2 separate regions of the Homo sapiens genome follow, and region 2 is linked to region 1. A link is a loop called in an ENCODE intact Hi-C map of the cell type or tissue named here. Cell type or tissue: ovary. All regions are shown on one strand.

Region 1 (8,000 bases):
ATTCTGGCAGGTAAATCGGGCCCCATGAGCTTTTCATCAAAAGCCAAGGATGTCTCTCTGGGATGTGTGTTAGAGATAAGGCAGAAACGTTCTCGAAAGGAGCGCCTTCCAAAAAGTCGAGACTTTCTGCATCCCTCTCTCTGGAGTGACCACTCAAACAGCTCATCAAAGTCTCCTTTCATTAGTGTCAGGCCAAGAGAAATAAATGCAGCTGGCAAGACGGAGCTTGAAGCTGTAAGAAGAAAGCCATGTGTTTCCTTCCTAAGACTAAAATCATTTCCCTATGAGGAATAAAGAGCTTTTACAGACCTTCTGGATGGATATGTCTTGGAGAGGAACAAGTCGATTACTCTCACACCCTCACTGGGCTCCAGTGGGAGAAACAGAAGCCCTTATTTGCTTGGTTTTATAACAAGTTTACTATATTTGAGCATATATGGCAAAGTAAACGCCCTTATAACATAGCTTATTATTACACCGATTTGGATAAACTACAGGTCAAATCATGTCGGCTGAAACATAACTGCTACCCACAGGAGAAGCCTGATATAACTCAGTTGATAGCCTATAAAAGCCATGTTAGTCCCGTCTGTCAACACCAGCATTATAAAGGTGTTTCACTAATCCTCCTCGGTGGAAAACATCAACTCCTCCAGCAATGTTGTCTTCTCATTTCGTGACTTGGCTCTACCTGGGTCTTGGGACACACAATGTGATCACAGGAGCCAATGACCTCCTCGCGGCTATAACGAGGGGCGCCTCCAGCATCACATTCCTCCAGGAACTGAGCATCACTGAAACGCACTTGTAGACCAATCACCCTTGCTAACCACACTTTGCCAAAACACGCTTTGGACTTTTGTTTTACTCAGTCTGGATTCAGAGCCAAAACCATCACCAAGACTTTCAGAAATCTTGTGAGCAGGCAAGTAGAAAGGCACAGCTAGCAAGCAAGCAGATATTGAAGAGACTTACACCAAATTGAAATGCACGAGGAATGCAGAATCTGGTTTTATTTTTTGGTTCACAGATATAAAGGTTTTGAATTTTCCCATTATGACATTTAATCATAATTATCAAAGAAGAATTATCAAGGTGAAGATACTATAGATATAACATACACGTATTTTTAAGGTAATGTTTACTTTTTAGTTTAACAGCCTAAAACTTCAGCACACTCAACCCTCTCACGTAAGTCCCCATAAATGAGACACGAGTTTCACACAATCCCAAAGTAAGTGGAAAACAATTTTTTTTTTTTGCTAGAAAGGACATTAGTAGGACATTTACTGAAGTTCAAACAAGGTCTATAAATTAGAGAATAATACTATAGCAATGTTAATTTCTTGGATTTCATAACTGTACTGTGGTTGTGTAAATGAATTTAGGAAATGTGTACTGATGTATTTAGGGATAAAGTGGTAGAATGTGTACAGTGTACTCCCAAGCCATTCAGAAAAGAAATAAAACACACACACACACACACACACACACACACACACACACAGAGAGAGAGAGAGAGAGAAGGATAAAGCAAACACGGTAAAGTGAGGGAAGCTGAAGAAAAATTTACAGGAACTCTTGGCACTATTTTTGAAATTTCTATGTGGATTTGAATTTATTTCAAAATAAAAAGGTTTTTTTACGGTTTCCCATTAGTGCTCCTGAGCAACCGTTGCTTATTTAAAATAATAGCCTAAGAGAGTATATTTGTAAGTTCCTTTGTTTGCTTCCCCATATCAATCTAAAAGGAATTTTATGTAGGTCTTTTTTCTAGGTAGGTCCTACTTTAGATATCATTTAAACCCTTAATCTTGAAGAAAAACAGAGTAGGGGAGCCAGAGACAAGACTGGCAAGACATGAGTTGCTACCAGTTAAAAGAATGCCCAAAGAAGAAGGATTCCAGAAGCAGAAGACCTGGATTCTCCAAGGATGAAGAGTTCCAGACTCTGGGATATTGACCTCTGTGGTCCTCAGTTTTGTCATCTTTAAAATGAGGGGCATAGAGGCAAGGCAATGTTGAGGACTGATGTGGCATGTTTTGTATTGTAGAATATTTCATTCGTGGTGTCCAGTCGCAGCTCTGCCACCTCCCCCCACCTCAGGTTTACTTGTCTGGAACAATGGTCTCGTGCCCCATGGCATGTGGTAGAAGCCAAGGTCAGCCCCATGTTTTCTGAGCGTCTGAAAGCCTACTGGAAAAGGATCTACTTGGGCAGTTGGAGGGACCTTCTTCATCCCCTTAAGACAAGCCTTGCCCCTCTATATCATTCTTTGGTAATGGAAACATCCCAACCACACTCCTTCCTGCTAATCAAATCCCATTTACATTGAAGGCCTGCTGACATTCATTAGCCCAAACCTGCTTTTCAGAGATTTCCACTCACTTTGAGCTAAACATGTGGACCCCATTCCTAAGCTGAAATGAAGATTTCGCTTTCTTCTTTCTCTTTCAACCAGAAACAGCATTCTGCTGCCGTTGGAAATTGATGCATCTGAGTACAAAGTGTCTGTTCCCTGCGCCTTTCAAACAACACAGTGCCCCAGGCCCAACACCAGCATGCACGAGCACGCATGCGCTCACACTCACACACATTCTCAGCCCATAAAAGCCAACCACACTGCTGAATATCTAAAGCCCACCACTCAGCAAACACTGTCTCCTTCCTGGAACTTTCGGGGATGCGGACAACACCCTGTCATGGAGCATGTGTGGAGCTTGAGCCGGCGATAAATTGAGGCGCTAATCCTGATGCACGACATCACCTGCAGTAACAGAGAAGAACGTCTCAGCAGACGACACATATATAAATCACATTTATTTTCATAGCACATTTAAATAACGTTTTGGCCCTGGGGATTTTCCACCAAGTAATGAAGCATCACCCAATGAGAGTCTGCAACGTTGCTCCATTCTGCAGTGCCCCCTCACAGCAGAGAAATAAAACCTGTGATTTATATGGATGTCATGGGGTGGCATAGGGGGCTTCCTTTCCTTTGCATGAGACATTTCTGTGCATCCAGATTAAAGATGAGATTTATCTGCAAAATAAACAAAGAACAGCCCCCCCACCCCTTTTCTCCCTTAATCACACCAGATGAGACATCAAACACACACGGAGGCACGCACCCACTCAGCAGCACGCACCCACCCTCCACATGCACGCACACACAACACAGACAGGCTTGTTATGAGATAGGAGGGAGAACAATTTTGATAAAAGATGATCACCTGTGCCCTAACGAAGGTTTGTTTTATCAGCAGTTCCTTGTAGGAGGTGCCCAGTTCCCAGGCCTCAACCATCTTCCTATTGGGGTCTTCAGTCTACATCAGTGTGGACGCCAGCCTTGGGTGCCCGAGGCCCACCACACACGGTGGAGAGAAATCAAATCTCATCCACACATTGCAAGGTGGGAGTGCAATTCCAATTCACCTGCCATTTTCTGTCTTGGTTGTTTTGAGGGGAAAGACGACCTCATTCTAATAAGATTTTCCCTTGGATGGTCATGGATGAGTGGGTGCCCCAGCTGCCTTAGGATGAATTGCAAATTGTGCTGTTGAAATCATCATGAGTCCTTGCTGAACCTTTCATTTCTTTCTCTTTTTTTTCTTTTTCTTCCTTTCTTTTTCACCTCCCTCCCTGTACCTCCCTTCTTCCCCCACCACTCCCTCCCTCCTTTTTTTTTCCTTCCCACCATCTCGTTGTCTACCTTCTTAGCAGTCGTTTATTCTCTAGAGCTCACCAGGACTCCACACATGTCCTAACTCGAGACCACTCTCTACCTTGCTCAGTGTGGGCTGCTTCTGACAGAGAAATATGTAACCTACAACTCAGTGGAGCATCACCTTTTTAAAACACAATTCATCATCCACGGGTTGAGATATCTACAGTTCAATCTGTGATTGTCAAAATATTTCAACTCCATCCAGGAAACACTCAAACAAGAAAAATAACTCATATTGTTGTGGTGTTTTACAGTTAGCAAAGTCTATCCCGTCCTGTATATTATCACAGTGGGTCTTCACGCAAACCTGCGCCATGGTAGGGGGGAGGTGGTGGCATGCTTTTACATGCAGCCCTCGCATTTGGAGAAATCACTGCTGCTTTAAGGACCAAAGGTACAGCACTTTACTTTTTTTGCCTCAGGTTCACGTGTTTCAGGATCACCGGCAAAACCGAAAGCATAATATCTCAAGTTTTCATATGGAAAACCATTCTTTGGCTAGAGGAGATTACGGAACGGATGGATGGCAGATGGCAGCGTTGAAGGCAGGAATACTAGACAGCCAGTTTCACTTGAATCAACCTGGAGTCAAGGTCAGGTTCTCTGGATAATACCTGGATGTTCCTAAATAAGCGTTATTTCCTAGAAAAACAGTCTCATATTTACTGATGTACATTCCGTCTTCAAGCCAAAGGGTGAACTTTCCCTTTGCTCAAATCTGACTTTTGTGGAATGGAGAGAGACTCTAGTGCTACTTGTACAACATTTCCAGTGCCTTGGGTTAAAATAAGTACATTTTCATATTTTGATCCAGGTCACAAGCATAAAGAAATGCCAGCCCAGATTTCCCCTTATACTTTGCAGGTTTCACATCAAAGGAAGTCCCAAGCAATCACATATGTCTGGATGTAAATATATCTTTGCTTCTCCTTTTAATTTCTCAAATGTGTTGAGATGATTGCCCCAAATTAACGTGTTGTTTTTTTTTTTTAAAAAAAAGCCATCAGAAAAAGCAGCATTGCTTAGTAAGACTAATTCATGACTATTGAAGAGGGTCAGCCTGCCCCTAAAAATAGGGTGACCACCTGTCACAGTTTGCCTGTGGCAGCTCTGGCATATGCTATTGTCCTTGCTTAACTATTAATAGCCTGCCTTTCACTCTCATGATTGTCCCAGTTTGTGTGCTGAATTAGACACTCACCCTACCTAAGAACTGTAGGAAAATCCATTTGAAATAGGTCTTGTTCTTTTAAGGGCTGAAAAAAACCTGAAAATGAAACTACAGAGGTGAAAAAAAAAGATGAAATTTTGCGGTCAGTTCCATGGTTTAGCCCTAGAAGACTGGGTGAGATTGTATCTGTTTTGTTCATGTAATTCTAATTGTGAACCAATAATGTGGAATAGCACTAATTTTATTAGAACCACTAGTCTGTGATAAAGCAAATGCACAAAATAATATGTTGAGTCATGAGGCCCAGATACGAATTAACTCAAATGCTCATGTGGGAGGCAAGAGGAAGGCCCATTATTTCCCATCTCATCTCCTGTCACTGTGGGTGGCAGGCAGGTGGAGGGGAACGGGTCTGTGCTGCTGCATGTGACTGGTGAACTGCAAGTAGATGGGGCTGCCCCCCTAAACAGATCCTGGACAGTGTGAAGGCCAGGCCCAGGGGAGGGGCAAGCGGTGGACACAGCACTCTGCCTAGACCATGTGTAGTGCACACAGGGGGCCTTACCATCCTCCCCTTCGCATGGAGGAGCCTTGGCTTTAGGGGAAGGAATGTGTTTTTCCAGTTATTGGGGTTTGGTCTTTCTTGGGCAAGCAAGGTTGTGCATTTTCACTCCTGGTACCATCTCGTCCCCTGTTTAGGGATTTTTGTTTACCCTTATCATAAGTATCTCAGTGCAGATGTGGAACCAGCATTCCCCAATCATCAAGTCAGAGAATCCAGATTGTGCCATCTCAGCCTGGCCAGCTCCACTGTGTCCTCCATGCCTGAGCTCAGGCCCCAGGCACTGTAGAAAGCCTCCCCTGGCGGTTCCCCCACTTTGTCTTTACCCTTCACCTTGGGCTCTCCCCACAATAGGCACACAGACAGCTGAAGGTGAATCCTCATATCCTGCCTGTCACATACCTGCCGTAGCACTTGGCACCTTCCATGGCAGCTGTTTACTCCCCTATCTCCCCTTCTAGAGCCTTAGCTTCCTGAGGTCAGCAATAATGTTCTTCTCTAACTTCCCCAGCCTAGCCCAGTACTTGGTCCTTGTCTGTGGAATGTATGGGCGACATGAGAGCCCAGCAGAAAACAAAAACAAGTAGTAAAATAATAGGTGCAGTATATTTATTAAGCACTTAGTACATATATTTGTATACATGTATTGCAATCCAATTTTTATTTTCATTTTATTTATTTATTTTTGAGACAGCATCTCACTCTGTCACCCAGCCTGGAGTACAGTGGCATAACAACAGCTCGCTGCAGCCTTGACCTCCCAGGCTTCAGTGAGCCTCCTAACTCAACCTCCCAAGTAGCTGGGACCACAGGCATGCACCAGCATGCCCAGCTAATTTTTAAATTTGTTGTAGAGATGAGGTCTCACTGTGTTGCCTAGGCTGGCATTCAACTCCAGGGCTCAAGTGATTCTCCTGCCTTGGCCTCCCAAAGTGCTGGGATTTTAGGCATGAGCCACCATGCCTGGCCAATTCATTTTTTTTTAATTGTAGTAAAAAACAAATGGCATAAAATGTACTATCTTAAGCATTTTTAAGTGTACAGTTGACTAGTGCTAAGTATATTCCCACTGTTATGCATTCAATCTCTAAAACTTTTTCATCTTTCAGAACTGAATGGCATGGTAGGTTCTAAGTGTTTTGGAAGCATTATCTCATTTAAATCTCATAGTACTAGAGGTAGGGATAATTATTGTTCCCATTTTGAGACAAGAAGTTAAGCAAGGTCATGCAGCTAATGATTGGTAGAGATGGATTTGAAACTCATACATCTTCATTAAACTCTACCTAGCAGTTATACGCTAAGTAAAATTTCCACAAACTTGCAGATTTATAGAATTACAGGGTTTTATTTCACCTTCTGCCCAATTTTTATTTTAAAAGTAGTCTTTAAATTTTTTACTGAAAAATAACATGAAAAAAATCCATGCCTCTTTATGAAGTTCATGATAAGAAAAATGAGACAGATTTACTATCAGACAGCTGCTGTCGATGACTCATAAAATTTTAGCAAAGAAAGACACCAGAGAAGATTGAACCCAACCCAGTTATTTTACAGGTGTGGAAACTACGGTTCAGAGTCAGGGTGGAAGTTAAGGAACCATCAACTTCAGAACACACAACTCTTTCCACTTCCCGATGCAAGCTGGAAGATATTTTGATTTGAATGCTTATGATATTTTTCTTTCTAGTTAATATGTATGCTAATAGCATTTTAAAGTAAATGTGCTTTTGGCTGGGCACGGAGGCTCACACCTTAATCCCAGCACTTTGTGAGGCCAAGGCAGGAGTATCGCTTGAGCTCAGGAGTTTGAGACCAGCCTGGGCAACATGGTGAAACCAAAAAAAAAGTAAAAATTAGCCAAGCATCGCAATATGTGTTTATAGTCCCATCTCCTAGAGAGGCTGAGATAGGAGGATCTCCTGAGCCCAGGGGGTGAAAGTTACAAGTGAGCTGAGATCATGCCACTATATGCCAGCCTGGGTGACACCACAAGATCCTGTCTCAAAAACTAAAATAAAAATAATATATTAAATTGCTTTAGTCTATTTGTATTCAGGGTCTCTGCTTCCATTCCCAGGCAGGGGCCCTCCAACCCATTTCTCCAGCACGATACCCACCTGTTTTCCTGTCTCCGTCCCCTATATCAGCGGTCCCTATGCCTTACCCTCCAGCCCCTTCTTATAACAGATATTCTGTAAAGCGTCTTTTTTTCTTCCCAGAAATGAAATTCGGAGATAATCTACCTAAGCACATAATTTCAACAATGACAACACCATCAATACAATGCCCTATCTGTAACAGAAAGGAAAAACAAAAGTAATTTGTGATAAAAATATATACATGTATCAACAAGTAAATGTTCCAACTGACTACCAGAAGGCACACAGCCATGGTCAGCACTTGCCCCCTGTGTGGAACCCCATGGGTGCTGCAGGAGCCCCACAGTGTGGCCCCACAGAGCATCCTGTTCAGGTGATTCAGATAGCATGGATGACATTCATCCCATACAGAAGAAAAACTCTTAATGAAACCCTGAA
Region 2 (8,000 bases), 960 kb after region 1:
GTTTAGATACTTTCTTAGTGCCTTCCATAAGGTAAAAGTCAAAAGGACAAAACAACAATCTGATTTGACAAAAGGCCTTTTGGTGACCTGTGCTAATTCGGTTATGCTTATTGTTAAATGCATTATCTTTTTTATAATTAATATATTATTGGACTGAGGTCACATAATGAAGCAAATTTATTCATCAAAGGAAAGAGAACACACACAAAATCTAAGTTGAAGAGAGAAAAACTGATACATTGAGATGATATTTTAGAGTGAATATTAAATGTCCAAGTGGTAGTTTAAAAATTAATTTTAATAATGATATTCTTAGAAGAAAATGTGAAAGTATCAAAAACAGTATTATTTATATATCAAAAATGAGTAATACTACAGGTAAAAGTTTTAATCTGCTCAAGAATTGCTTAAACACTAATGAATAGGCACTATTAACAAAAAAACTTGATGTTACATATAAATGTTATTAAATAATATTTAAAATCAATAAAATAACCTTTTAACAACAATCTTTTAGTGTATTTCCTGAATATTTTGTTATAAAAATATATGATAAATTATTTACTATTAAAAAGAAAACAATAATGTAAATGCACTATAATTTAATAATAATTTACTTTTTCTAACAAGCTACTGGAAGATTTCTGGCTCTCATAGATATTTAATTGTTGAATTTCTTTTTAGGTTGCAAATTTTTCAAGAATACACATAGCACTCCCCTGTATATCAAAATGTTTATGCTATTTTAAGAAACTATGTCTATATAGTCTATGAATATATTCTCCGTATGTCTCTCTTAGTATAAATATTCTGTCTGTGTATGTGTATACACACATACATTCATATATACCAACATTTTACAGAGAAATAAAGCAATTGTAATGTGTCTGAAAAATAGTACCACTTAAATAATAATTCATTGTTTTGCCTGAAAATATTATTTCTTTGATTATAAAACATTTTCTAGTAGAAATGCTTTTGAAGATGAGGTTGGAAAGGGTAATGCTCTGTTTTGGTGAAGAGAAAAGAAATGCTTATCTCTTTAAAAGATAGAAAGTGAATATAACAGCAAAAAAAAACCCTCCCTTTAAAAATAGAAATTAAATGTTTGCCGAAGCATAAAATTCAACATAAAATAGATATGACTATTATTGCTACACTTTGTACAAAGTTCTGGATATAAAAAAAGATTGTTTTGTACTGAATCACTGGTTAGAATGTTTATCACTTATGCATGTACTTGACTTATCCCCGTTCTGCAACAGACATAATTTTATACCTCATAAAAGCAATTTATGTTTCCAAAGGGAATAATCTGGATAACATAAAATGTGGAGTGCTCTGTTGCAGGAAGCATATTTTCATTCAGCAATTGTATTTAGAGATGGAACTGCACAGTTTGATCATCACATAGTGGCAGAAGGTATTATTCATTTCTATGTCTATGTGAAACTTTGAGTGCTACAAATTAATATGCATGACTAATTTATTGATACACATTCTTAATTTATAACTATATATTACCCTTATAAGGTTTCTATAATGCAGATGTACTCAATGGCTATAACAGAGAAAGTACATACTACACTAAAAACAAGTTTCATAACTTTGGCAACATTCAATAGCTTTTAGAAATTACTAAGAGATAAATTTATTACTAATTCAGTTAATACAAACACTGCAATATTACTGCATAATATGGTCCACTTTTAAGTGACAATATAAAAATGAAAATGCGCATTAAAAGAAGCATTTGATAAAAACCTGTCTCAGTGTGAAGAGGCAATGTCGGAAAATTAACTTAATATTTTATTAACTCATTTTGTATAAAGTTTTCAGAAAAAAATAGATCAAAAATCTTTTTTATTATTTATAAAATAAATAATACAGTAAGCCTTCAAGTAGCATAATAAAATTAAGCAAGAATCTGATAATATTAAATTAACTATCAAACTGTTACTAATAATATTCATATGATGATACAGGCACTCTCTCAAAAATTTTAGTAAAGAAAATTTCCAAGAAAAAGAACCAACTACATACTTAGGAAAACCTCACCAGAACCACTAGAGAGAGCTCTTCTGTTCCTTAAAAGGTTTTGGTAAAGGTAAGTTAACCGAAGCCTCTATGTTCATCTGCTTTCTCATAAAACTACCACCCATATATATAGCATTGTTTTGTGTGAGTGTCAGAGTTACGTGGGAAAATGTCACATACCATCAGAGGGGGCTTCATCGTCTTTATCATATCGTTCTGAGGCTAATGAAATAGTGTCTGGAGGCCCAGCAAAAGGGTCATCATATTCTTCCCCATCTTCTGCATCACCTGTTAAAAAAAAAAAAAATCAGAGAACTGCCTTTTATACTTTAGCCATTTAAAGTAATGTTACTTAATGTTAATGTTACTTTGTTAGAAGAGGTAAATTCTACTAGTAAATTGAGTCATTGTCATGGAAAAACAAAGAAAACTTTTAAAACTAGGTAAAAACAGGTCTTATTTTATTTTATAGCCATTGTAACTTAGATATAGTAAGAATTTTTGAAGGTCATTATACAATTGCTTATTTATGACACAAAAGGATATAGTCCAAAATTATGATGATCTCTACAAAGAAGAATCCAAAAAGTAGAAGCAGGGTAAAACAGAGTGTATATCCAAACGAACAAAACCAAGATAACAGTAACAACAACAACAACAAAACCCAGGAAGCACAACAGAAAACATAATACAAGTAATTCCATTTACCTATTCAATAATTTGAAAAATTATGATGAGAAACTAATAATTTGAAGCTGTATGAATATTTTGTATAAAATCATTTTATACATTTTTATACATTTTATACATTTTTAGAGAGGATTAAAAATAATCTGTTGCATTTTCCAGAGCACAAATCTTTTAAAATCTTTTATAGAAAAAACTGCTTTAAAATTTTCATAATCTTTTTAAATTCAAGTAAGGGTAATTTACAAACTAGACACTTTCAGTTTCATTCAATGGTATGTTATTACTTTTTAATGTTCTGGCCAGTTTCCAACTTGATTTTCAAATCCTAGGTTCGTTGGTCGATTTTTTGATTGACTTTTCTATTTTAGGCTAATTAATCTCCACAAGATCTTGTGGTTTCAATTTTTTCCATATAATCATTTAAAATAATTTTTTTAAAAAAACACAAATATTTGCTAGCCCAGTTACACATAAGCATTCATTTGTCACCCGGATTTCACAACAAAGAAAAAAGTATGCTTAATTCTACATTAAGTATTTGACTGTTGAATTCAAGTTACCTGACAGAAAAACAGCCACCTCAGGGATTACCCTTAAAGCACAAGGAAAATCCCCATAGGAACCGCAGAGTGCCTATAGTATTACTTTTGAACCACAGTTCCTGGCAGATTCAGATTAATGCTACTTGTCTCTCCAAAAGGGTATCTTTGTCCTCTGACACCCATTTGATGGGTGTCACCCTATTTGTTACCACATTTTTGGTAGAGAAAATAGCCTCTCTCAAGACAACACTGTCCAAATAATTTTTTAAAAATACATATTCCTATTTCCTTATAATTTTGCCACTTTGTGAGCAACTGTCATCAGAGACATCTCTCATTAAGATGATAAGGGCAGAACATAGAGATGGCTATATTGTCATCCTTAGGGATTCTACTACTAGGTACAGTAAATATGGTGATGTTACTCCCACAGTTAAAATTCTAAGGAACACATAAATACTACTCATTCTTTGGAACTTAATTTCTCTTTCTTTTCAGATGTTCAAAGTCCTTTTCAGAACACTCAATGATCCCTTACAATATTTCTCTTATGAAAAGAAGAGTGCTAGGCTGGTGGCAGTGCTCACGCCTGTAATCTCAGCTACTCAGCATGCTTGAGGCCAGAAGATCGCTTGTGGCCAGGAATTAGACACCAGGCTGGGCAACATAGCAAGACCACATCTCTAAATAAAAATAAAAACAATTAGCCGGGTGTGGTGGCCTGCACCTATAGTCACATCTGTGGGAGGCTGAGGTAAGAGGACCGCTTGAGCCCAGGAGTTTGAGGCTGCAGTGAGCTATAACTGCACCACTGCATTCCAGCCTGGGCAACAGACCAAGACCCCATCTCTAAAAAAAAATTTTTTTAACAAAAGAAGAGTGCTCTGATTTCAAATATAAGGTAGGAAGGAACTTCATAAAGTGCTAGTAAACATATTTTGATCATGTTACAACAGTTCATGGAATATGTACCAGTAGGGATCAAGAAATTCTCAGTTACTCTTAGTTGTTAGAGTATCTTTACATTCTTAATGAAATTAAGAATTTTTGTGGTATGAATTTTCCAAGAATATTTCATATCTCACACAAAAAAAATCTTGCTGCAAAAAAAAGTATTAGGATACTTCAAAAACATTACTAGAACTTAGCATGTGGCATATTTTGCTATTATAACTATTTAAAACCAACAGTGAAACCAAATAATATATAGCAAAGATTTTGAAAAAAATTCAGATATTCAGGCTTAAATTATATTAAATTCTAGGTGGAAGTAAACAGAAAAAATTAAAACTTAGTTTTTAAAATTAGAAGTAGTTTATTATCCTTTGATAACATCCATTATTATGTGTGCATATATATATGTGTATATATGCATTTATATACACATACACACAAATGCAAACACGATTCTATATTCAACGAATATGTATAAATATATACATACATATCAACAGTTCATTACTAAAGCTATAAACTCAAAGTAAAGAGTATTTATTCTACACAAACTGATCACTAACAGGTGAAAGACCTGAGAGGCTTTCATGGTTTGGTTTTTATGAAAGTCATGGTTTTGACTTTTATAGAAAGTCATGGTTTCGGTTTTTATTTTAAAAAATAGACCGGGTGCGGTGGCTCACGCCTGTAATCCCAGCACTGTGGGAGGCCAAGGCAGGTGGATCACCTGAGCTCAGGAGTTTGAGACCAGCCTGGCCAACATGGCAAAACCCCGTCTCCACTAAATATACAAAAGTTAGCCGGGCATGATGGCAGGCACCTGTAATCCCAGCTACTCGGGAGGCTGAGGCAGGGAGAACTGCTTGAACCTGGGAGGCGGTGAGCCAAGATCATGCCACTGCAGTGGGCCAAGATTATGCCACTGCACTCCAGCCTGGGCAACAGAGACTCTGTCTCAAAAAATCAAAATAAAAATAAAACGCTTTTGGGTTATATATTAAAATGAAATTGTCTTCAACTTACCCATTCTAAGAATTGCAGCTCACTGCAAGTATTTTTTTTTTTAAATCAGTGTGATGTTTACATTTACCTAAGACAAAATGAATTAAGTACTGCTACTGGCTTCACTTCTTCCTTATTTTTTTCTCCCCATAATCCTTTGAATTAACTCAGAGAGCAAAGAATCTATATGCTATATATACAGGGATAGCCCCTTTTTAACCTGCATTAAGTGGAAAGGACACATCATTTTTCAAGATGGTCTTCTTCATCTTACCATTGTTCCAGTGATGGTCCATCCCTTTTCCTCCCCCCTAATTTTTTTTTCGACCCAATAAAGAGTAAAAGCTGCTGTCTTATAAGGAGTTTTAACTGAACGCAGGGGTTACTGTTGAGTAGTGCAAAGCATTTTTCCTCCCCAGGGGCTGAGTATTTGTAGTTATACCTGCAAAGACTTCGATAAATTAAAAAAAAAAAAGTTCAACTTGCATTTATGTAATACAAAACTGAACTCCAAATCAACAATAGGCATCAGGTAAACATATCCAATATAATTTACAGACATAAGTGAAAGCATTACAGCTAATCACACATCTAAAGAAAAGCACACTCAAATGAAATGTCTACAGAATCATTAGTTGGCAGCCATTCTATTACAATCACACAAAATGTCAGTGGTGCTGTGAGCCTGTGCCACTGACAATAGCATAAATTTTGCATCTCATTTCTGTGGTCATAAAATTAATGATCAGTTTAAAAATACTTCTTTGTAAAAGTTATTGCACAAAGAAAAGACATGAATGTGTCCCTGTTATGTACTCACAAGGATAATGATGGGGTTGTTGCTCATTAATACTGTTTCTTGTTTCCCTAGAAAAGCATTTGATTTATCCCACAACTTTCAAAAGTTTAATTAACGATACAAAGTTAACAGAATAAAAGACAATGATCCAAGACTTACCTTCCTATAATTTCAGTAGTAACAAACATTGCAACAAACTCAAGGTTTAATCATACTACAGCAGCATATTTTTCTGAAAAACATTTTTAAATTTATACTAGCTGGGATCAAATTACTATTAGCCATTCTTTCTGATATGGTTCATTATCAATTAACATTTTCCCAAATGCCTAGAGATGTAGCCCAACAACAACTGAACAGTCATAATCTCTACAACCACTGAAGCTGATTTACCCAATTTGTTGCTTGTTTTTTCAAAACAGTCCTATTTTAAACACAATCAGGTAAACAGGAAATGAAGTAATATACAGGTTGAACATCCCTAAATCAACAGAACTCCAAAATGTTCCAAAATCCAAAACTTTTTGAGTGTCAGTATGACAACACAAATGGAAAATTCCATGCCTAACATCTTTGCTTTCTGATGGTTCAATGTACGCAAACTTTAGTTCATGCACAAAATTACAAGGTGTATATGAAACATAAATGAATTTAGTGTCACACTTAGGTTCCGTCCCCCAAGATAGCTCATTATATATATGCAAATGTCCCAAAATCCAAAATCTGAAACACTTCTGGTCCCAAGAACTTTGGATAAGGGATACTACTAAACCTGTACCTAAAATCTGAGTGATAACCATTCCTTCTTACTGGAAGACAAATGGGGAAAAATTACTCTAATGAAAATAAATTAATTTCTAATTCTCTACATAGTTCACTTGTCTAATTTTTCAAGTAATAATATATAGCTAAATATACATAATTAAGCATTTAACTTGTCATTTCTTCAGGAAAAGTTTCATTCTTAAGGCTCTGAAGAATCTAGGTCAATGAAAGGAAGATTCTCCTCATAATTCTTCTACAATAGGAGGGCATGCAAATACTAAAGACAACTTCTGGCACAAAACTGGGGCAGAGCTTTAAAATAAGAAAAAACCATTTTTCAAGCACTGCCTGTGAAATATACTTCTACTACTACAGGTCCCATCATTTCAAACATGCTTAAGACATTTTTACAAGGCCAATGGTGGGGGTAGGTGGTCGAAGGAAAAAGCTGTGAATTATTTCCTCAGATTTCACTGTGGAGTTATCGTTCAACAGAAAACACACTATGTTAGGAAGGGTTAAAAAAGGAAATTAAACATCATCCAAACTTCAGACTTTTCTGCTATTCTTATTCTGCTATTCTTAGTCCATTAATAAACTTAAGAAACAGCATGAGTGAGAAGGTCAAAGGAAACTGCTTTCTAAGTAAATCTATGCATATTTAACAATATCAATAAAATATTAAGGCAAAATCTATTTTTTTTTACAATTAGAGCAAAAAGATTTTAAAGGAGAAAATGAGACTTTTATCTATCTCTAGCACCTGAAGCAGTATATTCCCCTTTTTCAAAACTGTAGACACTAGGCCGGGCACAGTGGTCCACACCTGCCCGGCACTTTGGGAGGCCAAGGTGGGCAGATTACCTGAGGTCAGGAGTTCGAGACCAGCCTGACCAACATGGTGAAACCCCGTCTCTCCTAAAAATACAAAAAATTAGCCAGGCGTGGTGGTGGATGCCTGTAATCCCAGCTACTCGGGAGGCTGAGGAAGGAGAATCGCTTGAACCCAGGAGGTAGAGGTTGTAGTGAGCAGAGACCACGCCACTGCACTCCAGCCTGGGTGCGACAGAGTGAGACTCCATCTCAAAAAAAAAAAAAAAAAGCTGTAGACACTAACATTTTACAAATTTGAAAAAAAAATCTCATGAAACATTTGACTAATGCTAATAAATATGCCCTTCTTTTAATAATTGATCATTTTCCCCCAAATT

The links. Hi-C counts contacts between places; a loop is a spot of excess contacts. Peaks named below come from ENCODE experiments on the same cell type or tissue, not always from the same donor. Only the 100,000 strongest peaks of a DNase experiment are listed, where the experiment ranks them.
Region 2: it touches region 1 in a loop (5-fold over the local background); 4 of 110 quality-filtered maps call a loop at or near these places.

What each region holds. Positions count from the first base shown.
Region 1 is chr7:25,881,732-25,889,731 of GRCh38, forward strand. No RefSeq gene overlaps it. Among named protein-coding and RNA genes, the nearest start is that of MIR148A, 64 kb to the right of the region's middle. RefSeq lists an enhancer at 1-1,190. In ovary, no CTCF peak of the experiment used is centred here; no DNase peak of the experiment used is centred here.
Region 2 is chr7:26,841,813-26,849,812 of GRCh38, forward strand. It overlaps SKAP2 (src kinase associated phosphoprotein 2), which reads right to left. Exons shown (of 13, transcript NM_003930.5): 4 at 2,218-2,325. The region is part of intron 2 of LOC124901606 (a long non-coding RNA gene); the gene reads left to right. Among named protein-coding and RNA genes, the nearest start is that of SKAP2, 19 kb to the right of the region's middle. In ovary, no CTCF peak of the experiment used is centred here; no DNase peak of the experiment used is centred here.